Linked DNA regions of Mus musculus: region 1 is linked to region 2. Evidence: chromatin loops called from intact Hi-C (ENCODE). Cell type or tissue: left cerebral cortex. All regions are shown on one strand. Each heading gives the region's core, and the rest is flanking DNA. Links, peaks and the distances in the headings are about the cores only. Region 1 holds the start of Sp2 (Sp2 transcription factor). Region 2 holds the start of Tbkbp1 (TBK1 binding protein 1).

Region 1 (16,185 bases), core at 4,292-12,291, 170 kb after region 2:
GGAGGCGGGGTCAGGGGATCCCTGACGCTCACTGCTCAGTCATCCGGCTCAACTGCTGAGCTCCAGGTTTGATGAGAGAGCCTGTCTCAGGAAAAAAAAAAGGTAGAGGATGATTGAGGGAGACGCTATTGTTGACCTCTGACCTCCGCATCCATGTCTGGTGGCTCAGTGGTAAGAGAGCTTCCTTTGTAAGCAGGGAGACCTGAGTCTGAATTCTCAGAACCCTGGTAAAGCCAAGAACCCACGTTCCTGTGCGCCAAGGGTCGGTAGTGGATGGCGAGGGACAGGAAGGCTGTAACTATAGCTCAATGTAAAGCATTTGCCTAAGATGTATGACATCTTGGGTTTAATCCTCAGGATAATAATAATGATAATAATAATTATTATATTTTTTTAAAGATTTATTTATTTATTTATTATATGTAAGTACACTGTAGCTGTCCTCAGACACTCCAGAAGAGAGAGAGTCAGATCTCGTTATGGATGGTTGTGAGCCACCATGTGGTTGCTGGGATTTGAACTCCTGACCTTCAGAAGAGCAGTCGGGTGCTCTTACCCACTGAGCCATCTCACCAGCCCTAATTATTATATTATTAATAATATAGAAAAGATAGGCCACAACCGGGTGGTGGTGCTGCATGCCTTTAATCCCAATACTTGGGAGACAGAGGCAGGAGGATTTCTATGAGTTCAAGGCCAGCCTGGTCTACAGTGAGAGTTACAAGACATTCAGCACTACACAGAGAAATCCTGTCTCAAAAAAATAAAAATTAGTCACTTGATGTCCAACTTTCCTAATCTCATTTGCCTTTTTTCCCCCTAAGACCTAGGGTGGACAAAGGATACTGCCCCATCTTTATTTTTTTAATGTATCCTGGCCACTGCCTTCTCCTCTCACCTGCTTGTCAGGCTGCCTGAGGACCCTGGCTCCACACCAAGTGTCATCTGTTGAGCCCTACTTTGTCCTTATTCAGGGCTGAACTGGCTGGAAAGGCGATAACTCTCCTCCCACTCAGCAACCTCCAGGCTCCAGCCACAGCCACCTCCTCCCCCCCCCCGCCCCCCCCACCTAGGGGAGACGATGGCATTTGAACTGGTGAGTGGACTCCTCTGAACCTAACCATGCCTACACGTGGTAGGGAAGGTGGGTGTCTGCTTAGCCCAGGTGCACTTTTACTTCCTTGTCCCTTGCCCTCCTTCAGCTAACTTTGGAATCCACACTCTGGGACAGATCATGACCTCCACAGACCTGCCTGTATCCCAACACCTACAACAAAGTGGATAAGCACATCACCCTAGAAGAACTGTCCTTTGGTGTTCTGAAACTCAAAACCACTTGGCCTGCTCAGCTCTGTTAAATCAAAGTCTACTCACACTGCAAGCCCAGGAGGAATCCTGGGCTGCTCACAGCATCCCTTGGAACTGATAGACTCGATCTAGCCCCAGGGTTCTCAACCACAGACCTGCTCAGAGCCTCCAGGTTGGCTAGAACCCCCTATGTTGCCATCTGCTAGGTCTGCTGGGATCTTCAGTCATGGTTGCCAAGATCCAGAAATCTTGGTTTCCCTCATGGTGCCCCTACTCACAAAATGAACAAGAGATCTCCTGAGGACTGCGCAAAGGAAGGTTCATCCTCTCAGGGTTCACAAATTCAGATGAAATATCACTACATAAGGGGGAGATGGGAGCTCTGACAGGCCACGGCTGCCCGTCCCAACCAGGATGTGGGCTCTTAAGGCCACACAGTCCATGGACCAGATAAGTGACTCACTGTGGACAAAGCTCTGCCCTGCACAACTGAGAGAAAGGGAAGAAGGCAAGTGAGGCACAGCCCTTTTTATTTTTTTCCTAAGATTTTATTTTATGTGTGTGAGTGTTTTGCCCGCATACCTGTATGTGCACTAAATGAGTGTCTGGTATCTGTAGAGGTGAGATAAGGTCAGGTCCCCTAGAACTGGAGATATGGATGGTAGTGAGCCACCAAGGGAGTTCTGGGAACCCAACCCAGGTCCTCTGCAAGAGCAACAAATGCTCTTACCAGATTGGCCATCTCACCAGCCCCTAGCCCTCTCCTAAAAAGACACTTTCTCTTTTTCTTTCTTTCTTTCTTTCTTTCTTTCTTTCTTTCTTTCTTTCTTTCTTTCTTTCTTTCTTTCTTTCTTTCTTTCTTTCCTTTCTTTCCTCTTCCTCTTTCTCTCTCTCTCTCTCTCTCTCTCTCTCTTCCTCTCTTTGTTGTTGTTGACTTTGTTTGTTTTGAGACAGGGTTTCACTGTGTAGCCCTGGCATTCTGGAGCTCTCTTTGGAGACCAGGTTAGCCTCACACTCACAGCGATCTGCCTGCCTCTGCTTCACAAGTGTTGGCATTAAAGGTGTGTATTACCACCGCCTGGCTTAGAGGCCTCTTTATCTAAATGAGTTTAGCTGTCCCAGCCCTATCCTGAAAAGAAATTGAGATGATTCCTCTTCCTGGGTTACAAAAGACAAGAGGAACCCTGGACACTGCAGGACTCTTGTTACAGACCGTATCTGCAAAGGCCTATGGGCCTCCGGAACCCAGCTTTCTCCCAGAGACCTTCTTGCAGATCTCACCTGGGCTGCCCAGCCCGGAAGCAGGCAAGTGGCTGGGACGAACTTAAAGGTATCTTGGAATTCCATCCTATCCCATTTCCTCTTGTTCCTCCCAGCCAAGCTCTGAAGGATTATGACAGCGTGGGCAATAAAAAGTGCCTAATTGGTTGTTGTCCAGCCGAGGCTGCTCCCCATTTCCCTGGGCGGGGGTGGAAACCGGCTGAGTCAGCTTCACTTTTGCTGTTGCCCAGTCCCTGGTGGTTGCTGGGCACTAGCGGTAGCACAGAAGCAGCCCGGATGCTGAGAGCACAGCTTTGACAGGCTTCTCAATGGCGGGCCATCCCTACTGGCTGCTGTCGGAGGTGAGGAGAGGTGCAGGGGAACCCCCTTTCCAGAGTCTTGCTAGGCGAACTCCTTGCAACAGAAGGCAGAAACCGGACTGTGGGGACCCCGACTCCTGTCATTCAGCTTCATCCAGTCACGTGATCCCTACGTAAACTCACCACACGCTCAGGTGTGTGAACCGAGGGACTGAGGGGAAAAAAAAATAGACACACGTGGAGTCTTTTGGAGTAGTGTCGCGCATGCAGTAGTGTCTTAATAATCAATGGCAGACACTGGTACCACGGACCTACGCAGCCTCGGCCCTCACCGGCACTGACTTGAGCATCAGTAGGAGTAAAGCAACAGGATGTAGATCAGCTGATCGGAAACGGCAGACAGGAGTGGTGAGGTGCCCTGTGAGATGACTTCCGGCTCAGACGGGACGCGGGGGGTGGGGTGGGGGTGGGGCGGGTGTCCCAGCATCCTCTCCTCTGTCAGGGAGATCTCTATAAACCATGTGGTTCGTGAGCCCCTGGGGCCGTATCCCCTCCAGCCCTTTCACCACAGAGCTCTCTTTCGCCCAGCCTTCAGCATGAAAACCACACCTGATTCTAGGAAGGGTAGAGCTGGGCACCAACCTCTTACCGTCTAGTCTCCCTCACCTCCTCGCCTCCCCTGTCCAGGCTGCATTTTCTTCCCAGGAACATTTTGAACACACTGTTCCCAGCCCTGGAGCCGCCCAGGTCCTATTGCTCCCCTCGCTCCTTCCGCCTTCCCCAGCAGGACGCTGGGGCACAACCTCATTTCTCTTCCGTCCCGGCCCTGGGATCAACCCAGCACATGCTACCTGTCTCATCCAGGGTGAGGATCTGTTCTTTCCCATCAGACCTGGATGTTAAGAACTGTGCTTTGGGCCTGGCGGTGCTGGCATTCGCCTTTGATATCAGGACTCCGGTGGCAAAGGCAGGTGGATCTCTGAGTTCGAGGCCAGCCTGCTGTATGTAGGAAGTTCTAGGACAGCCAGGGCTACAGAGAAACCCTGTCTTAACACAAACAAACAAACAAATAAAAACAAACACAACAAAACACAAAATAAAATAGCCTTGGACGGGTGTGACGGTATACACGCGTAACCTAGCACGTGGGAGAGGCTAAGCCAGGATTGCCACAAGATTGCTGCCAGCCTGGGCTACATAAAAAAGACCATCTCAAAACACAAACTGCTTCATCCCTGACTCTCTCAGAGCCGGCATCAGTGTGAGCCACTGTTACTGTCTTTCCCACTCTTTGGCTTCCCTACTTAGATCCGGTAAAACAGCATAGTCTGTGGGCCGCCTGCCACCCTCAACTGCTGCACCCGGGGGCTTGGCAGGTGGAACGCCACCTGTCTCAGGAGGCTCAGGTGGATGCTGGCACCTCGCCACTAGAGACCCCCGGAAGGCCTTCCAACGCTGGCGGTTGGAAACAGACCATTCACCGGCTCTGCGAGCGGTGTGGCAGTGACTGACGCCAAAGGAGCTGGTCAGAGAGGGTCCCTTCTTCCTTCGCAAAGGTCTTGGGCCTCTGTTCCCTGCCACTGTTCTGTAGGCTCTTGTGTGTGTGTGTGTGGGGGGGGGGAGACACAGAGGTTCGCTGGTAGAGTATGGAGTGGGAGGAACTAAGCTTGAGCCCCCAGAGGGGCAGTGAAGATTTATGGGGCTGGATTTTTACTGGCTGGGGAGAGGCCCCGGGCAGGAGCCACAGAGGCTGCCAGAAGCAACACATGCATAAAACCTCCCTGACATGAAAGTCTGAGGTAGCAGCTCAGCGCCACCCCCACCCACCCCCCCAGCCTGTGGGTGGTGAGAGATTTACAGATCTTGCACAAGGCCTGGAGGGGCCAAGAGTCAGAACAGCTCCCCACCAAGGCCTTCACCTTTCTCCTCTAGGGAAAAAAAAAAAAAAACTTACTCACCTAATAGAACAGGTTGGAGCTGCCAGGGTGATGGCTATCACTCTATTTGGGATCCCGCCCCCTGGAGACTAGGTGGCTCCCAACTTCCTCCATTCCTTGGGCTCTCTTCTCTGCCCCCAGGTCAGGGAGAGGTGCTGAGGGCAGGGTGGACGATGAGAGAACAGAGGGACAACTTTCAAAGGGGTCTTCCAGGTAGTAGCCTGGCAGGCTAAACATAGCATCTGGGCTGATGTTTACCAAGCAGTTATGGCCCTGTCCCCCATACACCCAGATTATGTGTGAGGTGCTACGCACGGGACTCGAACATCCTAGAAAAATCCTAACCTGTAAGCAACACTTTCAGTGTGTGGGTGGGTGGGTGGGGGATGTCAGTTATTTCTCTAGGAGGGAGAAGGGTACAGATGGCAAGATAGGGACATGAAAATATACAAAATCTCTGGCTTGGTGGTGTCCCACACTTCAACCAGAGTCTAAAAAACGCTCAAAGTGACTCTGCCCCATGGAAGGTGTGAGCCCAGATCCCTCGCCTTTAGTTCCTATTCAGCTAAACATGGCTGTCAGGCTTCTCCTGAGACAGACCCCCTACTCTTTCCACATCAAAGGAGGCTGTCCAGGGGAGTCCTTGTCTTTACTTGGGGGGCAGCTGAACTCTTAAGAGAGTTTTGCCATCTCCTACATTCCATCCCCACCTGCATGGAGAAGCCCAGGACCTTCAGCTGGGGATGGGGGATGCACACTGCTAACCACTTAAAAGGGCAGGTGAGAGAGCATCTCTCCAGCAGATGCGGACCCAGAGTCTTTGAACAGAAGAGGGTGGGGCCTCTGTCTGAGGATGCTAGGGGACCTTAAGCCAGGGCTTACAGCCTGAACCACTGGGTTGTGGAGGCACCAGAAAGCTGGTCCCTTCCTTTTCCCAGCTGAACTTTTTCCTCCCCACCTGAGTCCAGACTTCTAAGAGAGTCCTTCTGGTGTGGGGACAGCGATCTGAGTAATGTCTCAAGTGCCTACCCAGCTGGGTGGACTTGCCCACGGTCAGGCCCTACCTGGTGTGGTTAGTAGCCACTCCCCAGGGACAGGCCAGGGAAATTGTAGGGAAAGGACTGAAGTTGAGCGGTAACCTAGTCCAGCGGGGTGCTATGAAGAAAAACCCAGTGTGGGGAGAAGGCGCTAACCTTTCCTCCTGCTGGGATTGGGGTCCACACTCTGAAGGCCAGGGAAGTTAGGGAGGAAAGGTGGCTTTGCTTCCATGACCCCTCCCCCTGCCACCAGCTTCTCACTAGAGTGGGCCGGGCTGGTCAGGACCTGCCTCCTGCCTTCCTCCGCAATTGCTCCCCGTGTTACTGCTCTTGATTTTTTGAAGCCAGATCAAAGGTGGGACCCAGCTGGGAGCCCTAGTAAAATCTCAGCAATGTGGAGCCTTGGAGTTTCAGAGGTGAAACCAGGAACCAGGGGAGGAACCAGCCCAGGCTGGGACTGCAGGGGTCAGAGGCCAGGGGCAGAGTGGGAAGGGACCTGGGGCAGGAGCAAGCTAGAGCAGCAACTTAAAGGCTCCAAGCCGAGCGCTTTGGCTGGCGCTGTTGTCCTTTCAATACAGTGACACCCCCCCCCCCCAACCTCAGTGGCCAAGACAAGAACTCCTCTCCAGCCCAGAGTCCCACCCTTCCACCACCATCTGTTCTGTCACCAGTACTTTTCATAACAGTGAATTCTCAGCTTAGGGGACCCTATTGCTCTCAGCGGTAAACAGCAGGATGGTCTGCTTCCTGGGCCTGGGTGCAGAGTAAAAAATATCTTTATTTCTCATTTTTATGGAGTTGGAGGTTAAACCCTCACAATGCAGGTAAACACGAGTTCTTTCCTTTTTTCAATTTTTTTGTATTGGTCTCCTTATGTGGTACAGGCTAGCCCGAAACTCATGATGGTCCTCTTGCCTGAGTACTCGGATGTTGGGTGGGCACTGCCACAGGAGACTTTCCTCTTTCTTTTTTATACTTTCCAAATGGAAACTTAAAGCTAAGATGCAGTCCTGTGTCCCAGGCCTGCCCACACATTCTTCCTAGTGGTGTCAGATCCCTTCCAGGTGAGCCACGAGACTGCTCTTATCCTTCAAAAGGTCAAATATGTAGTATGTATGTATGTATGTAGATATTGGTGTCTTGCCTGCACATGCATCTGTTTGTCAGATGTGTGAGCTACAGATGGTTGTGAGCCATCCTGTGGGTTGCTGGGAATTGAATCTGGGTCCTCTGGAGGAGCAGTCAGCGCTTGTAACCTCTAAGCCGTCTCTCCAGCCCCCTCCAGAACTCTTCTTGCTTCCCCTGCCTTCTCCTTCTTCTCCTTAACCTGTCTCTCTCCTTGCTAGGAACTGCCTTGCTGTCTTCTAGTACTGTGGCATGGAAGAGGTTAACTGTTGGGTGTATAGCTGTTCTGAAGATATATTCTTCAGGGGGCTGGAAGATGAGTGTTGATAGAGTACTTGCGGCCCAAGCATGAAGACCTGAGTTCAGATCTCCAGTACCCATGTCAAAAACAGTGTGCACATTCATAACCCAGGTTCGGGGAAGGTGGAGACAGAAGGGTTTACTGGCCCCAGTTTAGCTGAATCTGCAGGTTCTGGTTCAATGAGAGACTGAGGACGACAACTATCGCCTTCTTATGACCATATGCACACACATGTGCTTGTACCAGAACTCACACACCACACACACATCCACACAAAAGGCATGCCCCGTGCCTTTTGTAGGGAGATGCTGTAGGGTGGAGCAGCTGAGTGTGTGTGTGTGTGTGTGGGGGGGGGGCATCCCAAGGCCCTACCTTCCTTTTCTCAACAGTCTTGACTAGGACCATGAAAGACTGGGAGCCATGCCCATCAGAAATGACCATGTCTTCGGCGCTCAGCGCTTACACTGTCCCCTGGCTAAGCCTTCCTTAACTAAGGCCTCTGTCCTCAGAACTGCAGGTGGTTTGGACCAAGTCCTGAGTCTTCCCTGCATTGAGGTGATGGCTGCCAGGCAGAGCGGGATGGGCAGTAAGTATGTGGGTCTGGGTACAGAGGAAAGGACAGGAGTGCCGTCCTACAAATTATGCTATCATCAATTCACTGTGACCTCAGCCAACTCCAGCACCTTCTCGAGCCTTGGTTTCCCCTGGTCATAAAATATGGGGTTAATTGTCCCTCCTAGGGAAGCTGGGAGGGTTAATTGGGCAATGGCTCTGAAGAGAAGGAGATCTATAAATACAAGGGATCATTAGAGGGTATTTCACAGCCGTTTTGTGGCCCCGATGGTATTATTAATATGATTATTGTTATTGTTATCGCCACCATCACCCACTTCCCGAGTCTCTGCCAGCTGGGTCCTGCTTCCAGGTGAAGGAGCTCTGCCAACAGCCTCTGTGACCCTCCACCCTCAGGAGTGTCGGGGACCCCTCAGGAGGTTATTTCATTGTGGCATTACAGAGGGGGTCAAGAGCTTTAAGGGGAGGGGGTGAGGGGACGTGCCATGCTTGCTTAGTGAGGGCTAAAGGCTTTTAGTCCAGGGATGACCCTGGTCTGCTGTGGGAAGCCTGGACTCGAGAAGCCTGATGGCTCCATGGAAATGTGCTCATGGTGAGGAGAGGGCCAGCAGGAGTTTGAGGTGGATGGTGTTTTCTGGGACGCTGAGGGACGGGCAGATGGGGATGTGCTCTCTTGAGGAGGCAAATGGCTCTTCTTAAAGGAATCTCTTTGTAGGGGTCCTAGGATTCTTAAGGCCCAGGGATGAAGGACGGCCTAGGCTGGCCAATAATAGGCCCAGAATATCCACCAGGTTATCTGTGTTTCCTCCTTTGGGCATGTAAAACCACGGTCAGGGGCTTCTGAAATGCCTTGGGTGCCCTCTGGCGGCAACACGTGAGTGCTACAGAGGACCAACACCTGCCCAGAGAGCACTTCCTCCTGCCCTCGGCAAGAAGGAAGAACCTACCGGAGGGAGGGATGGCTGGAATGTCCTTGCTGGGAGATTCTGTGGCAGTTGGCCAGCAGCCATCCACCTGGCCAGGAAGGCCAAGGGTAGAGGGAGCTGTGGGGTCACAGCAAGGGACGGAAGTGGTATCCCTGGGTTTGCAACACGGGCAGTTGGTGGCTGTATGTGTGCACCAGGATGCACACTGTGGGGAGCTAGAACATACGAGGGAATCCACCTTTGGCGTTCCTGGATGGTTCACCCAAACCAAGGGTTTTCCCATCAAGCCACTGTCGGGGTTTATGCATCAGGGCGTCAGGGATGTATGGGAGGGTCTTCTCCATAGGTGGAGAGAGAATGAAGAAAGAAAACCAGAGGAGGAAAAGGAAGAGGCAGAGGCCATGGGGAGATCCTAAGGCAAAAGTGAGCATCCTCAGAAGGCTGAGGGGGCTGTAATGGTTTGAAGAATTAGCCTGTCAAACTTGGGCCATAGGAGGGAGTGTGACCCGGTGTGGAGGCCAAGGCTGCCTGCCCTTAGACAAAGGCAGTCAGGACATGCTTCTAGACCAAGAGCAATGTTGAGCCTTGTGGATCTTTCTATATCTTCCTGGGGACAGAGACCATGACTCCGTGTGTCTCCTTCAGTGTGCTCAGCACCCTTGGGGACTCTGGATAGACAAGGGCAGCCACATGCAGAAGAGAACAGAGAGGGCTGGGAAGCAGGGAGAGCCCAGAAGGGCTTCACAGGAAGCTGAAGCCAGGGAAGCAATAGAGCGGACATGGAGCAAGCTGAGCCCGAGTGAGAAGTGCTCAAAGGACCGCCAACAGCTGTGCGCCTGCCAGCGGCACTGTGCCGGTAGTGGAGGGCGCGCGGTGGAGGTCAAGGTAAACATGGACCATACGTGGTGGAGAACGAGTAACTTTGCACACTAGAAATGGGGACAGAGTGGAAACGTGGACTAGGAGGAGGCTCAAAGCAGCTGGAGGCAGCACCGACAGAACTTGCTTCCAGACCCACCAGGGACAAGATGGCGCTGTGACGTGGGTGATGTGGGCAGACACAGCTGGAACCGCCTAGCCACCTTTGCTCTTCAAACACCACTGCAGGTAGGGTGGAACAAGGAGCTCTTCAGGGATGGAGAGGCAGGAGTGGGTTGGCTCAGGGCCTTTGGTGAAGGAATGCTTTGTTTACATCTGCCTTGCTTACACATGGATTACCTGAGGGTCTTCTTCATATAGGTGCTCGGCTCCATCCTAGGGACTGACATCCTGGGATGAGACAGGAGCCCAACTTCAGAACTGCTGAGTCTGACGTATAGTCAGGACTCTGATGTGGTTAGAGCACTTGCTTTTTGTGCACGAGGCTCTGGGTTCAATCCCCAGTATAGGAATCAGGCATAGTGGAACCTGCTGCCTAGTCTCTTGGAAATGGAGACCTGTGAGAAAAAAACAGTTGTGCGGTGGTCTGAGGGGGCTTATGAATGAACTTGAAAGACTCATCGGTAGGGTAGGGAATGTGGTTCAGTGGACCCTGGTTCAGCAAGCATGAGGCCCCAGATTCAATGCCCAGTACAAGGGGCAAACAAGCAAACACAAAGGGTCCCTGTTTTTGTCTGTGCCTTTAATAACCTAAAAACAAAACAAACGTACACCCCTTTAATCCCAGCACTCAGAAGGCAGAGGCAGGTGGATTTCTGTGACTATGAGACCAGCTTGGTGTACAGAGTGAGTCTACAGGGCTACACAGAGAAACCCTGCCTGGAGAAACGAAAAAAAAAACCAGATAGCCAAAACCCAAAAACAAACAAACAAACTGACAGGCTTTAAAAGGGCTGAACCATTCATTTTAAAACTATTGGTACCAGTTGGGTCTGGTGGCCCATGCCTGAGAGCCTAGCACTTGGGAGGTAGAGGCAGGAAGATCATGAGTTCTGGGCAAGCCTGGGCTATTTGAGACCCTGTCCTAAAAACAACTAACCACCCAATCACTACTACTGGTGAATCCTAGGTTTTCTCACTGTCCCCCACCCACACTTTTCATGTGTTCTTCATGAGAGGGCCTCTGGGAAGGACAGAGTTAGCTACCTCCAGCTTTGTCCTAGAAGAGGTTTCCACCCAGCAGGATAGTCAGCCCCACCTCCCCACCAAAACCCCTGCACCCTAATGTACCTGAGTCACTGAATCCGGGCGGAGCCCTTGGCTACACAGCAAAGCAAGCCAAACTGGAAACTGGCCCTGGGAACAGAATGTATGGGCTAAACAAGTCTTATGCAGATGTAGGAGTATGCAAAGTCATTCTTGAACTCCGAATCCATTTCCTGATCATCTCGGATAGAAGGCCCAGTTCTTCCACTGTAGCTCAGTCCCTTAGGGCAGCCATGAGGGAGAATGGGGCTCAGTGGTAGAGACTGCCTCCGATGTGGGAGGTCCTGGCCTTGATTCCCTAGCCCTGAAACAAACAGAAGTGAAAGAGTGGGAGAAGGGAGTCCTTCATGTAAGCCAGTGACAGACCAGGGCAGCCAGCACAAGCAAGGCGAAGCTTGACTGGGCAGGAGTGAAGAGAACAGATTTTGTAGGACAAAGGAAAGGCTTACCTAAGAAGAAAGGGAACTCCTATGTGTTTAGGGACTGTGACACCTTTCCTTGAGAGAAAAGACTAGGGAAGCAAAGAAAGGTGGGGAAAGGCATGAAAGACAAGAGCATGGAGGGTATGTGTGCGTGTGTGTGTGTGTGTGTGTGTGTGTGTGTGTGTGTGTGTGTTTGTGTGTGTAAGGGTGAAGGACCCAGTTTAAGCAGAAAGCTTTGATTTTATAAAGGACATAGAGTCCCAATGAAGGAACGGTGCGTGGGCACACATGTGCACACGGACGCCAGAGCAGGACATACACTGGGTCCTGCTCTGTTGCTGTGTCTCACAAAGCCTGGAGCTAGGTTGGCCACTGGCAGACTCCAGCCATCCTCCGGTCTCCGCCCTGACCTCACATGTGAGAGGTGGGGTTACAGAGGCTGAACTCCAGCTTTTCACACGGGCTCTGAACTCAGGCCTCTTGTGTTTGAACAGCAAGTGACATCTTCCCAGCCCCAAGTGAAGGATTCTAGCTCCAGAACTGATAGCATCTGATGTTTGGTGTTTCAAAACCTAACCAGAGAGAGGTAGACTGGTAATTCCAAATTACTACACTCTAAGCATTTGGCTCTTTATTGTTTATTTATTTATTTTTTTGTTTGTGGTTTGTGGTGTGTGTGTGTGTGTGTGTGTGTGGTTTTTGTTTTAGACAGGGTTTCTCTGTGTAGTCCTGGCTGTCCTGGAACTTTCACTGTAGACCAGGCTGGACTCAAAGTCAGAGATCTGCCAGCCTCTGCCTCCCTGCTGCTGGGATTGAAGGCCTGGGCCACTGCCACCCAGCTTGGCTCTATATTTTGTTATCACTTTATCTCAGCAACCTTTTCTTCGAAGTGACAGGAAGAAGGAGGAGGAAGATAGAAGAGGCGAAGAGAAAATGTAATGAGAGCTGGGGAACAGCTCGACGATACAGTTCATGCTTAGTGTTTATACAGTTCATGCTTAGTGTTGGGGACTTGATCCTCAGCAAATAAGACCCCAGCAGGGATGTATGTGTCTCATCTACCTGCGATCAATGTCTCTCAAATGTTGATTTGGGAAGCTTTGTTACATGTTCTTATAAGTTAATTTACTGGATGTAAAACATTTTTTTCTCACTGTGGGTTAAAACAACAAAACAAAACCAACCAGGAAGGGTGGTACTATGAGGTGGATGTGTGAGTGCTCTGGCTTCAACAAGAGTCTAAGGGTCCACTGCAGATGGGGTGTGGGGTTTCCTACCCACGCAGGTCTCAAGCCAGCGTGAATTCCCTCTGAGTGCTACGTACAGCTTGCCTAAGTTAGTCGTTCGCAGAGGGCCTGGAAGAGAAAGCTAAACCTACCTGTGGTGCCTGTCAAGCACGGCCCCTCATACAGGAGGAGATGAAGCAGAGACCAAGCAGGGTCGCTAGGATGCCAGCGTGCAATTCTGCCCACCTGAGGCGCAGGCTAAAATGCAGATTCTAGGCACACACACCCCGCCCCCCGGGAAATAGCAAATGTAACTAGGGACGACCCTAGGGATCTGCTTTTGATAAAGGCTCAAACACGCCTGTCTGAAGCTGAGAGGATCAGGGAAGCTCTGCGAAACATTGGTGAAGATTAACAGGGGCTTGAGATGACATAATGACAATTCCCTCTAGGAAGTGCCAGGTAACCCAACTCCTGCCAGGTCGTCGACTCTCGAGAGGCGATGGATGGCGGGCGAGGGCCTGAGGTGAAGGCGATGCGCTCACTGGGGGCCGGGCACCGCGTATCCGACAGCTACACTTGAGACTCACCATGCCAGACTGTATTGAGAGATGTATAAGCTCTTTACGGGGCATTTCACAGTAGCACTTCTGATTGGCTTTAGGGCAGATCTATCACTTATCTGCTGGGTTAGAGGTGGGTGGAAGGTCAATTACGACCAATACAAAAACACTTCTCGGCTAAGCCCCTCCTCACCCAGCTTCCTGTTGCTGTCCATCAACCTCCTAGCAGGCGGGACTTTGCCTCCCGCCAGTTGGCTAAAGGATACGTCGTTCATTCCCCCGTTGATTTCCGGTTGGCGACTCCTACCGTCTATCAATGACACTTCACAGTTCTATTGGCCAGACCAACGTCACTCTAGATGCTTCCCAATGATTGGTTGAAAATGCTGTCGGTCCCCAATGTACCAAGCGTTCATTGGTAAAAGCTGCCGTCGCTCGGGCGGTGGCGGGCTCCGGGATTGGCGGGTGCTAGGCGGGCGGTGTCAGGCTCTCGGTGGCGGCGGAGGCGGCGGAGGCCAGGGAGGAAGATGTCGTAATGAGCGGTGGGTCCTGGCGTCTGCCGGCGGCGTCTTCCCGGCCCTCAAGGGTCGGGAAGACGGACAGAGGCCTCGGGGAGGGGAGGCCGGAACCGGGGGTGCCCCCCTGGGACTGGGACTGGCGCCGGGGCCCGGCTACGGGAGGGGCGGGGGAGGAAGGATTCCCGCCCGGAGGAGGAGCGCGGCTGGCCGGCCGGGCGGAGGCACCCGGAAGGGGGCGTTAGACTCCCCGCCCCTCGGAGCCCCGGGCGGGAGGGCGGCGCTTCCGGGGCTGGCAGGCGGCGGGGGCAGCAGGGCGAGCCTGATAACCCCCTTCGCCCCCTCAGCTTGGGTCGCGCCGGGCCTTCAGCCTGCGCCCGAGTTTGCTCCACGCAGGCGGCCGACGCCCCCTCGGGCTCGTCCTGTGGGCAGCCCAGGCTTGGGACCCAGGTGGTGCCAGTCAGATGGGCCCTGCTGGTCTGAACTGCAGCCTGCTGGCCGGGCCACCGCAGTCCCAGAGGGTGGCAGGATTGGAGGGAACGCCCTAGGCAGATGACTGCTGAACGAAAAACCGACTTTTAATGTTTATACCTGGATCCTTGAGCCTGCGGCTAGTATCTGCAAGCTCTTGGAATTTTAGAAGTTTGGAGAACTTGTGGACAGAGCTCCCAGGCTATGGCCCGATGCCCCTTGCGGGGGGTGGGGGGGTTGGGCAAAAATGCACTGGAATTCCAAAAAAGCGTAGGCGCTATCGCTCGTAACAGATGACCTAAGAAATAAAATAGATGCTTTTCTTCATCCGCGTTGCTGGCTTAAGGGTGCTCAGAATCTTCCCTTCCTTCTTAGGTTTCTTTCCCAGTGCCTTATTCTAGTTTTAGTAGAAAAGGAACTGTCTTTTGCGCTGGGCGACTGAGAAACCTGTCCTCTCTACATTCCTTGGTTTTGATTCTAATAGCCTGTCATGTTTAATCGTTTCATAACTAACATGATCCAGGGGGACTCTGTTTGGTTTTTTCTCCTGAACTTTCCCCATTTTTAGGAGGTTACAGGATTATTACATATCAAAATAAAAGTTTGGGCCTGTAGAGGCCTGTCAACGAGGAGAGAGGCAGACCATAGCCAGTGGTCTGTGAGCCAGGAATTGGCCCAAGGGTCCCCTTTATACAGATTTCATTGTAGAAAGGCGATTAACTTTTCAGTGTGTACTGGCAGGAACAGGCTACAGCTGTTCCATGCTGTGCCCTAGAAGGCCCTTGGCATTACAGAGGACAAAACCCTGAGTTGAGACACCCCCCCCCCACCCCCCTGTGGTGATGAAGGTTGAATCCACAAATGTTGGACAAGCACCTCTACGGCTGAGCTGTCTTGGAGGGCTAGAAAGGTTAGGGTGAGCCAGCTCACAGTGAACTGGCACAGGGGATGACAAGAGCCCAGACCACACAGTAGCATTTTCCATTATTGACACAAAGAAGTCCATTGTCTGTAGCGATGAGTATAACTGCAGTGTCTTGTTTTCTTTTAAATTCTTAAGGACAATGAACAGCGCGGATCTCAGAACCTCCCAATAGGGCTTATGTCAGTGTTGCAGTGGTTTCTTATTTAGGTGGTAGGGTGTTGGAGCCTGGTCTTGCTGTGAAGCCCTGGCTGGCGTGTGTTTGTCCTGTGATCTGTGTAGGCCTTGAACTTGAGATCTCTATGCTCCAGCCTCAGCCTCCCAAGTGCCGAGGTTATGGGTGTGTACCAATTTGCTTGGTTTCTAGTGACCAGGCAGACGTCAATCAATACCAGTGACCATGAGTTATCTTTGGCTGAAGTGACGGATGAGCTGTCTAGTTCCAGTCCTCCTACTTGCCTCTTTGAGTAAAATCAACAGCCATTGGGAAAAATAAGCTGCTCTGACACCATTGTGAGCTCCGCAAGCTAGGCTGCTAAAGACACAGGCTCTTTGCCAAAGAAAACTAACTAGGATTTGTCCATAACCGGATCTTCCCCTGGGCACCCAGCTGCTCTGAGGGGAAGAGTTTGACATCCCTGCTGATACTACATAGATGACCTCTACTTAGATTTGATTTAAACATTGGGCCAGGATCACTGAGAAGGCCCAGTGGGTAAAGACACTTGTTGCCAAGTCTGATTACCTGAGGCCTTGTGTCTCACCTGGAAGGAAAGAAACAACTTCAATACTTTTGTACACAAAGACACATACACACAGGGAGGGAGGGAGCACAAAACCAATACATGAATTAGAAGATATCAAAAAATGTGGGCCTGTGGAGGCCTGTCAAAGGGAAGAGAAGCAGTAAAAAAGATTACACGGCAGATGTTTGGGTAAAAAGCCCATCCATGCCGGGCGTGGTGGCGCACGCCTTTAATCCCAGGAGGCAGAGGCAGGTGGATTTCTGAGTTGGAGGCCAGCTTGGTCTATAAAATGAGTTCCAGGACAGCCAGGGCTACAGAGAAACCCTGTCTCGAAAAACCAAAAAAAAAAAAAAAGCCTATCCATTCCAGCAGGTAGAGAAGTTAGTAT
Region 2 (16,185 bases), core at 2,728-10,727:
TTTAGAAGAAGTTCAAATTCCATCCACTTTGATAGCATCAATCTGTAATTGGCATTCAGAATGCCCTTGGCATGCCAGTCTGTGAAGGCATTAAAGACCTGTTAAAACACTTGAGCCCAACTTTATTAACCAAAACTGATACCACCACCTTTATCTTCTGAATAAAGTCCGCTTTATTTTTATTTTCAACATTTTGCTGCTTCGTTCTTTGTTTCAGATGTCACTGCTGTGTCAGTGAGGTGTGGTTTGGAAGAAGCTGGAGAGAGTGTGTATATGTGTGTGTGTGCACCCTGCTGGCAAACTGAGGAGGATGTGGGGCGGTTGTCCTCTGCCTAAGACCCCAGTGTCAGTGCCCACCCAAACTTCCTGTTTAGCCTGCAACAACGGCCAGTTTCTCTTTCCTGAACCTTGTATTTAACTGGATCTTTTCCTCCCTCCTTTTGACTAACAGTGATACCTGCTGACTTAACTGTCCTCTTTTAAAGTAACTTGCATGTGGCCCTCCATACTGCATACTCCATACGGAAGCTCTGACACCTAGCCTGTATATACTACTCTCTCCAGATGTCATAATCAAAAGTAGAAATGGGAATGACTGTGTGCAGGAGGAACAGCTGTGTCTTATGATTGTGGAGATTACTGTATGAGAGCAATTTGTCACAAGCCACAGCCATTGGCCACAAACCAGGTGTGCTTTCAGTTGAGACTGCTGTCAAGGAAGTTCTTGACTACAGTGTGACAGTCACTTGAATGGTCCCCACTCAACCTGAAATGAAAACCAGCATCCTGACTGTCACAGCAACCTTCCTGTCTTCTCAGTGTAAGGAGCAGAGTAAGGTTGCTAGACTAAGGTGACAGGGAACCAGAGTGTGGGACCACCCTGAAGACTTCTACCTGCATCACAGCTGTTTAGCTGCTTTTTCCCAAGCACCATCTAAATGTGTCTTAAACTTGTTTACTCATTGGTGGTTGGCTTTTTTCCACTATCATGTAAGTTTGCTAATGTAGTTTGTTTTATATTTTTCTACTTTCTCTGTAGATTGGAACTCACTTTGTAGAAACAGGCAGGTCTTGAACCCAGAAGAGTCACCTGCCTCTGTCTCCCAAGTGCTGGGATCAAAGGTGTGTGCTAATATTAATGTGCCCACCCCTCTGAATAGCCTCTTAAACTTGAGTAAAGTGAAGCAATGACAGCGGGGTTGGTCAGTGTTCAGGCATCACCAGTATGGCTAATTGTTGTACTCATTTGCATTTAATGCACTCCTAAGTCAAAAGACTCAACTCTTCCACATATAATCATTCCAGTTTCAACTTTAGATTATACATGTCATAAAATGTCAGGCCCAAAACTGCCTCGCAGACACTACATGTCATTCATGTTGTAATGAAGGTACTATTTTAATCCCATTTTACAGCTGAGAACACAGGAGCTAAGAACTTTGTCAGCTTCCCCTTGCCCCCCAGAATCTGTGTACTGAGTATGGGTATTTTTCAAATCCAGTCCCAAGGCTTTTTATAGTCTTAACTCTGCAGTGAGAATTATTTTATACCTTTGAGAACTGCTTTTTGTGTTAGGGCAACAAGATGTCTCAGTGGGGTAAAGGCACTTGCTACATTAAACCTGACAGCCTGAGTTCATTCAGCTAGATGCCGTGATAGAAGGATAGAATCCATTCCTCTGACCTGCGCGCACACACACACACACACAGTCAGATAATACAGTAAGATCATAATGTTGTCTAAGTTGTTAATGGTGTGATACAGGACCTACTACATTGCTGGGTTGATCTCAAGCTTGAGATTTTGGCATCTGGAGTGCTATGATTACAGATGTGTGTTATCATGAGCGGAAAACTACAAATGTGGGTCTCTTTTATTAAGACTTGGGGCTGGAGAGATGGCTGTTTTTTTCCAGAGGACCTGGGTTGAATTCTCAAGCACCTGAACGGTGGCTCACAATCATCTGTAACTCAATTCTCAGAAGCTCGGATGCCCTCTTGGCACCAGGTGCACACTTGTAGGCAAAACGCTCATATAAAACTTTAAAGATAAATATTCTCTTGCTGCATATGTAAGTGCATACCTTTAACCCCTGAACTCAGGAGGCAGAGAGACAAATCTATGAGTTCAACTCTACATAGTTCTAAGACAGCCAGGGTGACCTAGTGAGGTGCAGTCTTCTAGAAGCAAAAAGATGATCTCTATGTGTACATGTGTCAGGCTGCATGTATTTATGTGCACCACAAGCATGCAGATACACATTGAGATACCTTTAGGAAGCTAGAGAACATCATATCCCCTGTAAGTAGTTTCAGAGGATTGTGGGTGGCTAATACTGCCTTGGGAACTGGCTATCATCCTGCCTCAAGCCAGGCAATGAGCTATTGTACACTGTTGTATAACTGCCAAACTCAATTCACTAGGGGTGCCAAAGGGGGGTCAACTTTCTTACTATTTGAAGTCTGAACTAAACCATCTCTACTTCTGCTCCACTTCCCCTCTGAGGCAGAAGCGTCTTGAAATAGTCTATGGTGCCTGGTAGGCAGGAAGGCCAGAGGGCTGCTGAGTAAGTGGCACTTCGTAACTCCCAGCCCCGTCTGCGGGTTCTGCACAGTGCAGCCCAGATGGGAAACCTGTGAGGCCTGCCTGGGCAACCTTTCTTTTCCAAGTGCTCCTTGGCCACATGTATCCCGAAGCTGAGCTGTCTTCATGCATTTCAGCTCTCCCTACCGGCCTGAGGTCTGGATGCAGACAGGGAGATAACCTGTCCTAATCCTGGGGATGAGAGACTCAGACTCTGGGTAACTTCTCCATAGCAGTGGCAGTCCGTGTTCTTTACTGAGTACCACCCTCTAGTGAGACAGTCAGACCTTTAAAAAATATATTTATATGAGTACAGGCACACCAGAAGAGGGCATCAGATCTCAGTACAGATGGGTATGAGCCAACGTGTGGATGCCAGGAGTTAACTTAGGACCTCTGGAAGAGCAATCAGTGCTCTTAACCACTGAGCCATCTCCCCAGTTCCCCAATTAGCTCTTTTTATTCCTCAGTTTCTTTGTAAAACATTTCATTGAAAGAGAAGGCATAGGAATTTTACAAGACTTAGAACATAAATTAGATAGCCAATCAATCGAATGATGAATATCAGACCCTAAAGGCACTGAGGATACATAGTAAGCTGAGCTAAGCCCCCAGATCTATTTCCTGTTGGGCTCATATTAATGGGCAATTAACACAGGTATTCAATAACTTAATAAAACTTTCTTTTTGGTTTTTCCAGGCCGGGTTTCTCTATGTAGCCCTAGCTGTCCTGGAACTCACTCTTACTCTAGACCAGGCTGGCCTTGACTTTACAGAGAGCCATCTGCCTCTGTCTCCTGAGTACTGGGATTAAAGCCCTGCACTGCCACTACCCAGCTTAGCTATCTCTCATTTAAAATTTTTCTTTTTAAAAAATTGAAGTATTTTTAACTTAAGTATGTTCATGTTTTGCCTGTGTGTGTGTCTGTATACAAAATGCTTCTCTGTTGCCCAAGGAGGCCATAAGAGAGCATTGGCTTCCTGAAACTGGAGTTACAGATAGTTGTGAACCACTGGGTGAGTCCAGGGAATGAAATCTGGGGTTGGTTTGTTTGTTTGTTTGTTTTTAAGATTTAATTATTTCATGTATATGAGTACACTGTGTCTTCAGGCACACCAGAAGAGGGCATCAGATCCCATTACCGACGGTTGAGAGCCACCGTGTAGTTGCTGGGAATTGAACTCAGGACCTCTGGAAGAGCAGGCAGTGCTCTTAACTACTGAGTCATTTCTCCAGCCCAAAACCTGGATCTTTTTTGGGGGGGGGGGTTGTTTTGGTTTTGTTTTTTCGAGACAGGGTTTCTCTGTATAGCCCTGACTGTCCTGGAACTCTCTTTGTAGACCAGGCTGGCCTCGAACTCTGAAATCTGCCTGCCTCTGCCTCCCAAGTGCTAGGATTAAAGGTGTGCGCCACCAAGCCTGGCAAAACCTGGATCTTAATGGAAGAACAAGTGTTCCTAATCACTGATTCATCTCTCTAACCCTGCCTTTTACTTTTAGATTTTTATTGCATGTATGTGTGTGTGTGTGTGTGTGTGTGTGTGTGTGTATGTGTGTGTATGTATGTATGTATGTATGTGTGTGTGTGTATGTATGTGTGCATGTGTACCACATGATTATTTTTACGTGTACCATATACATGGTTGGTGCTGGGAAAAGCCAGAAGAGGGTGTTGGATTCCCTGGAACTGGAGTTAGAAGCACCATGTGAGTACTGGAAACTGGTCCTGGTCCTCTGAAGAACAGCCAGTGCTCTTAATGAACAAGCCATCTTCCAGCCCCTATCTGTGCACGGTCCCTATTTTCATTTAATTTAACAAGCCCAGGCTCATTTGAATCTTTGTTATGTAATCCAGGCATGTTTTTATTTCTTCAAGATGTATTTATGTATGTATTTTATAGATAGGAATGTCTTGCCTGTATGTATATCTGCACACCAGAAGAGGGCATTGGATCCTATGGGACTGTAGTTACAGATGGTTGTGAGCCATCATGTGGGTGCTAGGAATTGAACACAGGACCTCTGGAAGAGCAACAGTGCTTTTAATGGCCTCTGCGTCTCTCGAAATCCTGCCAGGCAGGTTTTCAACTCTTTTCTTGCCTTAGCCTCCTGACTGTTGGATTATAGATACTATAATCTAGTATGTCCAGATTTATTTTTTTGTTATTTCAGAGGTAACAAGGGTGTCTGTCAGTCGGGGGCTGGAGAGATGGCTCAGTGGTTAAGAGCACTGACTGCTCTACTACAGGTCCTGAGTTCAAATCCCAGCAACCACATGGTGACTCACAACCATCTGTAATGGTGATCTGATGCCCTCTTCTGGTGTGTCTGAAGACAGGTACAGTATACTCAAATAAAATAAATCAATCATAAAAAGAAGAATCGGTGTCAGCCACCCAGCCTGGGCTTGAATTCATAATCCTCCAGTCTCAGCCTCCCAAGTAGTTGGGGCTAGTAGCACATACCACTGGGGTAATTTTGTTTGGGATGCTGGGGATGTGCTCAGTGGTCAGGCAGTTGCCTAGCATGCACAAATGCCCAGGTGTGTCCCCGCAACATGGACATGAATAACTTTGACTTTGGATAAAAATAAACATTGTTTTTGAGAAAATGAGACAGTTGTGAAACGGCTCTACAACATACCACATCTCCCCCAAAAGCCCAGCCCCAGAGGCTGTGGCTGCTCTGTGGTGCTGCACAATCTCTGAGGAAAAGAGTGTGAAGTCAGTGCAGGAATGACTTCCCCCACTGCCTCACCTCTGTCCACAGGACCCAGCAGCTACCCATGATGGCCCGTGATGGTTCCACAGTGTCCCTGACTTCCTGAGGCCTGGAAGTGTGGCGTCAAAGGTGGCACTGTCACATACATCTAATCAATTTTACCCGCCAGCGATTTGAGTCATCTGGTTTTGATTCAGCCTAATGCCGCTTCTTCCTCCGTTTCAGGCAAGAATGGGACAGGAAAGACAAAAGTTTCTGCAGAGCAAGAGGCGTGGGAGTGGGAGAAAGGCTCTCCTCATGGCTTCCAGGAGGGTTACTTGCCAGAGCTCTGCTTCAGCAGTGTCTCCCTCTCTTGCCATACCCGAGAAGGCCAGTTAGGAAGGTTTCAGACTGACTAGTGCCCAACACAGCTCCCTCTTCTATCTTAGCTGCCCCCCCTTACCCTTTCCACTCCACTGATTCTCTCCTGTCCCCTCCAGAAGAGGAGCCTAGCTGGTTTCATGGTTCTTAGAAGGACTTAGAGCAAACCCAGCTCTCTCAGAGAAGTGAAGTAACTGAAGTCTCGCAGTTTTGTTCCTCTATTCACTCAGTTCTTCAGAACATGCCTTCTAATCCTCCAGGATTTACCTCCAAGGCCATGTCATCTGTGGCTCTTCCTAGACAACCCTGAAGCCATGCCTTGCTTACTCCTCCCTTGCCCCAGCACCTTACATTCACACTCAGGAAGAGCCCTGTCACTGACTGCTCTCTTAGCCCTTGCTTTTTGAGACTTTACCACCTAGCCCAGCGACTCCCAATATGAGATTTACAGACGGAGGTCATCACCCTCAACTTCCTTTAATCTGACTGCTGCTGCTTCCCAGGTGCTGGGATCAAAAGTAAGCACCGTCATACCCAGCCTCCAGCTTTTTATTTTTATTTTTCCAAGACAGGGTTTCTCTGTGTAGCCCAGGCCATCCTGGAACTCACTCTGTAGCTCAGGCTGGCCTTGTACTCAGAGACCTACCTACTTCTGTCTCCCAAATGCTAGGATTACAGGCCTGTACCTGGCCAACTTGTTTTAATTATAAATTCCTTTTTTTTTTTGTATTTGTTCTACCAGATTTTAAGTTCCATGAGAGCAAAAAAGAGCACACTTCTTATTTTCAGTGTCCAGTATGTCATGGATGTTTGAGAGATTTTTGTTAAAAGTCAGACAATCCTCTCGCTGAAGAAGTAAGCTGAAACAGGAAGACTGCTTCTCACTTGATGCCACAGAGTGAAGCTATGTCTCAAAACACGCCCCCAAATAATTTTATTTTATTGAACAATGTAGTGACCATGGTCTGGGATGAGCTCTTGTCCTCAGAACTGTCTGACATGAACAAGAACTAGAAACAGAATATGCTGGAATCAGGGCCAGGGCAAGTTTTCAGGTTTCATCTAATTCTTTGGGGCTTTTGCCCCCAGCCACCTAGAGCCTAGGCTCTAGGGCACCAGGTGACTCACTGAGGCCTGCATTGTAAGCAGCTGCCGGCAGGGGCTGACTCATCCGGGAGAGTGTACTCAGAGGTCCCTCGACCCACTCACTGTCTTTTCCAGCAAGGGAGGACTTGCCATGGCCATGTCTGTGCTCTCGGGAATTGTGGAGACAACTCCACACCTGGCCTGGCCTCCAGTCTTGCATGGCTCCTGAGAAATTCTGGGGCCTGAAGGAAAAGGACACCTACCTTGTCCTTGGGTCTACTGAGCGGGACGACCTGTGTTCCAATCAGCTTGCCTTCATATCTACAGGATAGATGGGTCATCCTATACGGTCTAAGAAAGTTCGTGCCTGCTTGGCTAGCAAATAGCTGACCGGCCTCTGTGTTCTGGACTATAAAAGGGAGCAGGCCAGCAGGAGTCCAAGCCAGTGAGAACCCCCTCCTTTGATGAGTGTCCAAGACTGGGGCCGGTCATCCTGGGAGGAACAGCTTACCCAGCCTAGCATGTTTCTCCACAGTGGAGAAGATGACAACTGCCCTTGTTTCTCAAAGCTCCCCCGGAACAAGAGACCTTTTTCTTTCATCCTTCCCTTTTCAGAAGCACTCTGCTAGAAGCCAGAAAGGTGGACTCAGCTTCCATGGAATCTTCCTAGCTAAGTACTGACCCCCACCAGAGCCCCTTCCCTAGCCTATGCCTGGCCTGCAGAGTTTGCATCTCCCTCCCTCACAAGGCAAGGGCCCTCGAGCTTTGCTCTGGCGATCTCCCAGCAGAGTCAGGCTGGCTTTGCCTCTGTCCACGGTTCTTAATCCACCAGGGAACGAAAATGACTCATTAACATCTCCCCGGCACTTGCAGGGCACCTTGGCGTCTGATCTCTATTCTTTCCCCCTTGGGGTGGCCTGTCCGGAACGATCTCCTGTCTAAGTCAGAGGTGAAGTAACTTGCCCAAGGTCACACACAGTGGGAACGTGGCAAAAAGACTTATCTTCTGCCTGGCAGTTTGGCAGGTGCTCAAATCTTTGTGTAAAGGGCGAGGTATGGTGTTTCTTCATCTTTCTGGCCTCTGGGAGTGTCTTTAAAGGGCTTGGAAGGGATGTCCGTCTTCCCAAATGAACATTTTATCTCCTTAGTTCACGCTCACTTTCAAAGTTAGATTTAACTCTAATGTCTCTGTGTTCAAATAGATAGATTACTTCGATGCCCCTTCCTACGAGAGCAAAGAGTACATAGTCTAGTGATGTTTCTTCTCCGAAGACCAATAAAAAAATAAAAATATTTCCCCCAAATAAACAGCTCCACTTCTTTCCAAAATGTGCAACCCCAAGTCCTGCCCCGAGGCGCCCCAGCACACGGTCCGCAGACACTGCGCCGGTCGGCGGGGAGGGGAGGCCGCACGGCGGGGAGCTGGTGGGCGCCCGGCGCGCTGCCAGCCTCAGCCGGACCGCACCGCGGGGGCCGCCGCCCCTCGCCACGTGGTGGTGGCAACCGCGGGGTCCCGGGCGCCGGTCCAGCTGGAGAGACCCGGAGCAGCCGGGGAGGAGGAGGCGGAGGAGACGGCGGCGGCGGCGGCGGAGGAGGAGCGGGGCGGGCGAGCGGGAGGGAGGGGGCCGGGAGGGGAGGGGAGGGGGTGGGGAGAGACCCGGCGGCGGCGGCAGGGCGCGGAGCGGCGCGCGGTGCCAGGGGGTGGGGGCGCTGGGGCCCGTCAGGGGAGGGAGCCGGCGGAGGGGTGCGCTGCGACTGCGAGCAGGAGCCCGCGGCAGCCGTGAGTGCGGGCCGGGGCCCGGGCTGGGGGAGGGGGAGGGGCGCGGCGGGCCGGGGCGGCTTGGGGCGCGGGAGGCCGGGGCCCGGGCGCGGGTGGGCGGGCGCTGCGCCCGGGAGCAGAGTGGGGAAGGGTCCTGCGCCGCTGCCCGCAGCCTCCGGCCTGCGGGGCGGCTGCCGCTCAGTAGCCCGCCCGGAGCCCGGCCGCGGTGGGGGAGGGGGCTGCGCGGTCTCGGCCCCACAGAGGGGAGGGGCGACAGTTTCTGTCCGCCGAGCCCGAGGGGGTTTAAAGAGCCGCTCTTAAAGGGGCCGCCGGAGGGGCCAGGCGGGGACGGGCGCCCCCTCCCCAGTAGCCTGCGCGGGCGCTCGGCGCGCGGCCCCAGGATGCGGAGGAAGGCAGCTCGGGTCGCACGGCCGGGGTGTGTGGGGACACGGAGTCCTCGAGAGTGGGGGTGATGGCCGGAGATCGTGGGCAGGGATGGGGGTGGGGTGTGTAGTGAGCTCTGGTCGGCAGAGTAGGGGGAGGGGTGGCGTGGGCAAGAGAGGGTTAAAGGTGGGGCCAGCCCTTCAAACACGCGCACACGCTCCTTACTCAGACCTGTCACACGCGTCTGTCGCTCCGGCACTTAGCCGAGGCTGGGGGATGGGGGACCCGAGGCCTGCACTGTCGGAACTCGCGCCTTCGGACCGAGCCCCCTCGCCGGAGCGCACACACGCTCCAGCGCGCGCACACACCTCGGACATTCCCATAGTGCCTCACGTGACACTCGGCCCGAACGTGCCCACCCTACCCACACGCTCACGCACGCGTGCTCACACGCGCGCGCGCGCACACACACGTACACACACACACATACACAACCTCTGGTCACTCCCGAACTCCGCGCTGACCCCGGTCCTCCGCCCCGCAAAAGCACTCATTGACGGCGGCACACCTACACTCATTCACAGACACACACTCCCCCCCACATGGCAGCCACAGCCACACATTCATAAACAAGGGCCCGGAGATGTACACACGCACCCCCTCGCTGCCTACTCGTTTTGGGAGCCCTGAGTCATTCCTGCCCCCCTCCCAGGGCTCCCCATTTCCCTGAGTGCAGGCACAATAGGACAAGCTGGAGTCTCCCTTAATGGTCTCGGTTCTCCTAGGCCCCCTTGCCCAGTTTGCTGCCTCTGACACTCAGCCAAGGACTTCCTGTAGGTCTGCGCCTGGACGGTTGCCACAGCCCCGGCGCACTTGGGGAGGCACTTCCTTTTCCTGAACTCTGGGATCCTGCGGGAGGAAGTTGGGCGGGGGCCACAGAGGCCAGGCTGCCTAGCGGGACTAGCCTTCCTTAGGAGCAGGCGACAGAGGCCTGGGATGGGAATCTTGGCGGCTGTCGAGGTACTTGGGGAAAAGGGAGGTCTGGGGAGGAGACCAAGCCGAGTAGTCTAGGCAGGTTCTGGGCTGTGCCAATGCTGGGACAGCAGCCCTCCCTCCCATCTGTCCACAGGTCTCTCCTCCCTGCCCCTGATCCTTGGTCCTGTTTATCAGTTGTCCCCCACTCCACTCATGACGTCTATCTGGTTCCATTTCCTTCTATAAGCAGTCACAGCAGGGGATAGGGCAGAAACTTGAGAGAGAAGAGAGAGAGAGAGTTAGTTGTGAGATCTGTCTCTTGGCTGAAGCTCCCCAGCTACCACAGGTTCCTCAGACCAGCATGGAAGAGTTGGGAACAAAGAGCAGGTGGTCCTCTTTACTCTGTTCCTGCACTCTCAGGAGGCCCAGGGTGGGCTGAAGCCCTTACCATGGAGTCCATGTTTGAAGATGACATCAGCATCCTGACCCAAGAGGCCTTGGGGCCCAGTGAGGTGTGGCTGGATGGTCCTGGAGACCCGTCCCTGGGAGGGGACATGTGTTCTGCCTCCCACTTTGCCCTCATCACAGCCTACGGAGACATCAAGGAAAGGCTAGGAGGCCTGGAGAGGGAGAATGCCACCCTCCGCCGTCGCCTCAAAGTCTATGAGATCAAGGTCAGAACCTAGATGTGATGGCGAGCTGAGCTTGTAGTTGCCTGCAAGGGCAGGAGGGTCCCAAGAGGTGGCCAGCACTGGAGGCTGCCTGGTCCCTGAAGAAGTGGCTGCCTTGGGGATGAGGAGCTCTGCTCCTGCAGCCAATCTCAGGGGTGGAGGAGGAGCCCAGCTTTGGAGTGGTGGGTCCCATTGGAGGGGGCGGGGAGAGGCGCCTGTGAAGCTGGCAGTGGGGTTGGGGGACAGAGCGGTCCTGGGATGGGAAGCCAGGCTTCTCAGAGGACGACCCTCCCACAGTATCCGCTGATCACTGATTTTGGAGAGGAGCATGGCTTCCCTCTGTATGAACTCAAGGATGGCTCCCTGCTGGAGGTGGAGAAGGTCAGTCTGCAGCAACGACTCAACCAATTCCAACACGAGGTAAGCCCTTGCTTCGCTTCCCAGCCAACCCCACTCCCTTAGCCTCCTGCTTCCCTCACTTTGCCCTCAACCCCGCCCTGCCCCCGCCTTCCCTAAATCAGCTTCAGCGCTTCCTGTTTCTATTGGGAATAGGGTTGGGGAGGTTGGGAGCCCCCTCTGCTCCCTGTCAAGGCTGGTCCTGACCCTGGCACACCTCTCCGGGCCTACCCAGTTGCAGAAGAGTAAGGAGCAGGAGGAGCAGCTCGGGGAGATGATCCAGGCTTACGAGAAACTGTGCGTGGAGAAAAGCGACTTGGAGACAGAGCTGGGGGAGATGGTGAGGCCCAGAGAGCGGGTGTGTGTGTGTGTGTGTGTGTGTGAGGTATCTGACGTGATGTGATTCTCTACGTGCATTCCAACCCGATGAGTGTGTGCTGCCTGTGTGTCACACACACTCTGCTGCGTGCACACTCCCTGTATCCACTCGTCCCTGTCTGTGAATGCCTGCTTTGCCGTGTGAATGAGACAGTATCATCCGGGTCATGGGTGACTCTGTACCTTGGGCTAGGATGCTGTGTGTGTGTGTGTGTGTGTGTGTGTGTGTGTGTATTTGGCTCTCACACTGCATCAACCCTGTACCTATAGTATAGTATAGTGTCTGGGAGAGGGTATAAGTGACAAGAGAGGTGCCAGAGCTCTCCATAGTCCCAGCACAAGCGTGATGAGAGTTGCCATGTGGCCGTTTGTGTGTGGGCAGGTGGCAGTATCAGGAGATAAGGTCTCTGCCAACTCCTGTGCTGTGACCTTGATCAAGTTATTTAGCTCTCACCCCTCATCTGAAAAGCAGAGAAAAACGGTAAGCCATCTCACTAAGCTGCTGTGACGGCAACGGGACATTTGTGTAAAACGGTTTTCCTTTTATAGTCAGGAACGTTTGCTTGGTAGTCGCAGCGTGCCAGGCACTGTTCATATCCCTCTACACACATTTACTCATTTTAGCTCTCACAACAATCAAAGAGGTAGGCGTGGTACTGCTATCCCCATTTTATACAGGAGGTAGACAAAGCTTAGAAGTGCTTAAGTCCTGTATGCAAATGCAAGTCACATCCCTGAGGGTTTGGGGTGACTGGACCTGGAGCCCAGTGTTGGCATAAATGTCTCTGTGTGATAAGACCCAGAGGAGGTTTGGCTCTGACCTTGCCGGCACCAGTAGCCAGAAACATCTGCATTGCAGGAGCTGTGAGAGGAGCCTTCATACCTGTGACCACTTGTCGTGTGAGTGTAGGACACTCCAGCTGTCTGTGCTCCAGTCTGGAGAGTGATGACTGCCCAGCCTGGGGGACTCTTGGGTTTGGGAGACCACAGGGCTCCCTGGCGCTCTGTAGACCCTTGGCCGTCTGTCTTCCCTGCAGCGGGCCCTGGTAGAGACTCATCTACGGCAGATCTGTGGTCTGGAGAAACAGCTGCAGCAACAGCAGGGCCTCCGGGACGCAGCTTTCTCCAGCCTGAGCCCCCCAGCTGTCCCCGCCTCAGCCTGTCCTGACTTGGACCTGCACTATCTGGCTCTGAGAGGGGGACCTGCCTTGGGTCATGGTGAGATCTTAGTGACTCCTACCTTCCTGCTCTCCATGTCTCTGTTTAACTCCCATTTCAGTGTGACTGGGCACCTCTGGCTTGCCGAAAACCCCATTGCAATATGCTTCTTTTTTTTCCTTTTCTTTCTGGTTTTTTCCTTTCTTTTTTTCTATTTGTTTGTTTGTTTGTTTAAAGATACATAGCCCAATTGGTCTGGTATTTACTGTGTACGCTAGGCTATCCCTGAACTTGGAGTAATACTCCTTATTCTGTCTCTCCAGTGCTGGGATTACAATCATATAATATCACACCAGGCTGGTGTCTTCAGTATCTTAAATTTATTCATAATTATTCCCTTCTCCTCTCCAACCGTTCCTCCTCCCCAGCTACTTTTCACAAGTTCTCCCACTGATATCCCTTGGCCGTTCAGATCGTGCAATTCTCGGGTGTGCCAGCAGAGGGCGTCCCCACTCAGTCCCCCTAGGCTGTCATGAGTAGAGGCCCCTGAGGATGTTCCCGACTGCTGGTTCTAATCTGAGACACCTTCCTGAGCCCATTCTTGTTTCTCCTCCGGCCTCCCTGATTGAATCTACAACAAGCCCATTCTTAGTCCCCTTGGAATAGTATCTGCTCCTTCCTTCGTTGTTTGTCTTTCTGGCTCCTCTCAGTCCCTGCCCATACCGGTTTCACTTTGTGCGGATCTGGGAGTCAGTTGGGGCAGCTAGAGCCTACCCGACATCATCTTGTCTCCTGACAGCAGGTTGGCCTGGCCCTACGAGTGTAAGTGTGAGCGAGCTGGAGAGGAGGCGCCTGGAAGAGGCCCTGGAGGCTGCGCAGGGGGAGGCTCGGGGGGCTCAGCTCCGGGAGGAGCAACTCCAGGCGGAATGCGAGAGACTTCAGGGAGAGCTGAAGCAACTGCAGGAGACCCGGGCCCAGGTAAAGGGTGCTTTGGAGCTGCACAGAGTAGCCGAGGAGGGAGGGGTCTGGGCAGAAGTGAAGCTGGCTCTGACTTCTTGCTTCTCTCCTCAGGATCTGGCCTCCAACCAGTCGGAATGTGACATGGCTTGGGTCAAGAGAGTTGGGGATGATCAGTAAGTCACATCTAGCCCTTGCCCTCTCGACCCCATATGCTAGGGGACTATCCCAGGGCTCCATCGTTTGCCCTCCGTCTGTCCACATGATTTCAGTGACCTCTCTTCCTAGCTCTTGGGGTGTGGCGCCTGGGTTGCTTACCACTCTGCCCCTGTCACAGGAAACGGGGAGGGACTCTGAAGTAGTCTGAATCTGGACCAGGCCCATCTCCTCTCACCCTGTGGGGTGGGAGATGTACTCAGTGGCACTGCGCCCCGTTCTGTGTTCTCTATACTGAGTTTGTATACTAGAAACAAAACTTCGTGGGTCAGGTTACCCACTCTGACTTGTGAGGAGGGAGGTAGTCTCCCTCATTTAGGATCTGACCTGCCTTGTCTGTTTATTTAAAGGGAGGAGTGCTTGAGATGGGTAGAGGGGAGCTAGCTGTGTCTGTGGGGCCTTGGGATGTGCTGAGCAGCACGGGAGGTGAGTGCTCACGGAGCCCGGTGACTTTCAAGGCCTGCCGCCCCACTCTGAGAAACTGCTTAAACTTCCTTGTGCTTAGTTCCTCTCTGGGAGATGAGGCAGGTGATACAGGTTCCACACATTCCTTACCAGAGAACACTGAGGCTCAGAGAGGGAGGAGCTAGCCTTCCCTCACACAGCATAACCAGTTCCCAGGATCCCAAGGGCCCTCCCTCCCTTCCAACAGGTTTCCTCAGTATCCTCTCTGCTCCTGGCCAGCCAGGGGTACCCCTTGCTTCCTCCCCCTTGCAGGGTGAGGGCCTGGGTGGAGCTGTGACAACCAGAGAGGGTGAGAACCCAGTGTGTGGGACTGATGAGGGAGACCCCTCCCTCAGCTAGGCTTCTGTGGGGGTTGGGAGGGAGCTTGGTGGAAAGGGTCCACCCTAGCTTGTGACTGGGGCTCGGGGACCACTGAGGCCCCTATGTTCAAACCTGGAACACACACATACCGACATAGTGTAAATACTTGCTCATCCCAGAAGTTATGCCAAAGGCACTACTAGGAGTCAGTGGTTCCAGCCCCTTCTCATAGTGAAAGTTACACACACACACACACACACACACACACACACACACACACACACACACGAATGCATGCTTAATGGAATTCACAGGGCTGACATACCAGCTTTGATCCCAAGAACTCGGTCTGGGTTGGGGAAAGGCCTGGCCTTTGTCTCTCTGGACCCTGGGCAGTCAGTCATTCCTGTCAGATGTGAGAGGGGAGGGTGAAGTAGAACTTGGGAAGGGGCAGGGAGGGGAGGATCCTCAGGGAACAGGGATGCGTGTGCAAGGGACGAGGGATGGATAACACCATCTCAGAAGGTGTTTCCAAAGTTCTGTCAGTCACATTGCTTGTTCTGGACAAACTAGTCCCTTCCCTCCCGACCTGAGGGAGCTGGCTGAGGCAATTCTCCCATGGTGTGGTGGGCTCCCCTTAGGCTTGTGTGTGGCTTCTTTGATCATAGCCCCCTGGATCTCTGTCAGCCTAGCAGGCCCTGCCTGCTCATTCCTTCCCTTCAGCCTATGTGCTTCTGGACAGCCCCAGCGTGACAGGATCAATTCTCAAAGGAAGTCCTTACTCTCCTGGTAGCTTTATTTTCTTATTAATTCAGTCTTTTTGGTACTAGGTAATTCCCTGGGGCTCCCGCCCATCCTCCCACCTAAAGATGGCTCAGTCACCTCTTTCAGCTCCCAGGATCAGCAACCCTCCTCTTCCATTTACTTCCGCTGACTCCATATCAAGTGGGAATTTTATTGATGGGCTTTCCTGGGAGTGAAATGCTGGTACCAAATTACCTAGAGAAGGGGGGCAGCTCCTGAGTTCAGCCTGTCTCTCGGTATAAATCTTCCTATCTTGAAAGGTACCTTCCTTCTCAGCTTGTTCGCTGGGGCAGCCAAGGTGATCACAGTGATCCTCCTTCCACCAATGCCTGTAGGAACCCCGTCCTGGGGCTGTCTGTGCTTAGGAGTAGGCCGTGGACATGGCAGGCAGTTCCTTGTTCTCAGCTCCTGGCCCACAAACTCTAACCACCAGTGGTTCCCAGCAAGCAGGACTGACGCCAGGCCAGACACACCAGGCTGGCATCCTCTGGCCTGCGGGTAAGATTCTAGTGGAGAGCTTGCTGCCTGGTGGTCATAGCCCAGCCCAGGGAGCCAAATGGCCACAGAGGAAGGCAGGGAGGCAGGGAGGAGGGGGCAGTGGAGTTCACTGAATTTGTGAGGATTTTCAGGGAGGGAAGGACCCAGGGAGGTCCCAGTCAAGATGGCAGGTGGAGGATGCCCCGTCTCCTCCCCTCCGAGCCTGTGGATTCCTGGGTGGGGCTGCTGAAAGGATGGCAAATGCTGGGGAACACAGGCATTTTAGGGAGGGCTCCAAGTAGATCGCGTCTCTGGAAGTCAGGTGAGGTCTTGGTGGTGAGGGGCCCAGTGAAAAGATGAAGTTCACTATGGGTCATGAGGGGGAAATAGTGAATTACAGCCCTTTCTTTCTTCCTAATGTGGGGGGCTCAAGGTTGCAACCTGGGGCCTTTTCCGCCCACTCCTCCCACCCCTCTCTCTCCACCCACAAGCCTC

The links. A loop is a pair of places that touch in the nucleus more often than their neighbours do. Peaks named below come from ENCODE experiments on the same cell type or tissue, not always from the same donor. Only the 100,000 strongest peaks of a DNase experiment are listed, where the experiment ranks them.
Region 1: it touches region 2 in a loop (3-fold over the local background); 5 of 42 quality-filtered maps call a loop at or near these places.

The regions. Positions count from the first base shown.
Region 1 is chr11:96,975,121-96,991,305 of GRCm38, reverse strand. Sp2 (Sp2 transcription factor) reads left to right here and starts at 13,618. Exons shown (of 7, transcript NM_001080964.2): 1 at 13,618-13,685. The coding sequence starts at 13,679. It overlaps Gm51916 (a long non-coding RNA gene), which reads left to right and starts at 2,794. Exons shown (of 3, transcript XR_003949765.1): 1 at 2,794-3,082; 2 at 3,183-3,296; 3 at 3,576-3,664. In left cerebral cortex, for the core only: a CTCF peak has its summit at 8,731 (motif pointing left); a DNase peak (open chromatin) is centred at 8,720.
Region 2 is chr11:97,143,719-97,159,903 of GRCm38, reverse strand. Tbkbp1 (TBK1 binding protein 1) reads left to right here and starts at 9,829. Exons shown (of 10, transcript NM_001372531.1): 1 at 9,829-9,913; 2 at 10,289-10,542; 3 at 10,837-10,959; 4 at 11,171-11,275; 5 at 12,351-12,531; 6 at 13,271-13,449; 7 at 13,543-13,604. The coding sequence starts at 10,318. It overlaps Kpnb1 (karyopherin (importin) beta 1), which reads left to right. Exons shown (of 22, transcript NM_008379.3): 22 at 1-194. Mir7235 (microRNA 7235) reads left to right here and starts at 13,485; the gene lies at 13,485-13,540. In left cerebral cortex, for the core only: CTCF peaks have their summits at 2,897 (motif pointing right) and 6,826; DNase peaks (open chromatin) are centred at 8,822, 9,330, 9,528, 10,046 and 4 more places; H3K4me3 peaks cover 3,242 bases; H3K27ac peaks cover 3,321 bases.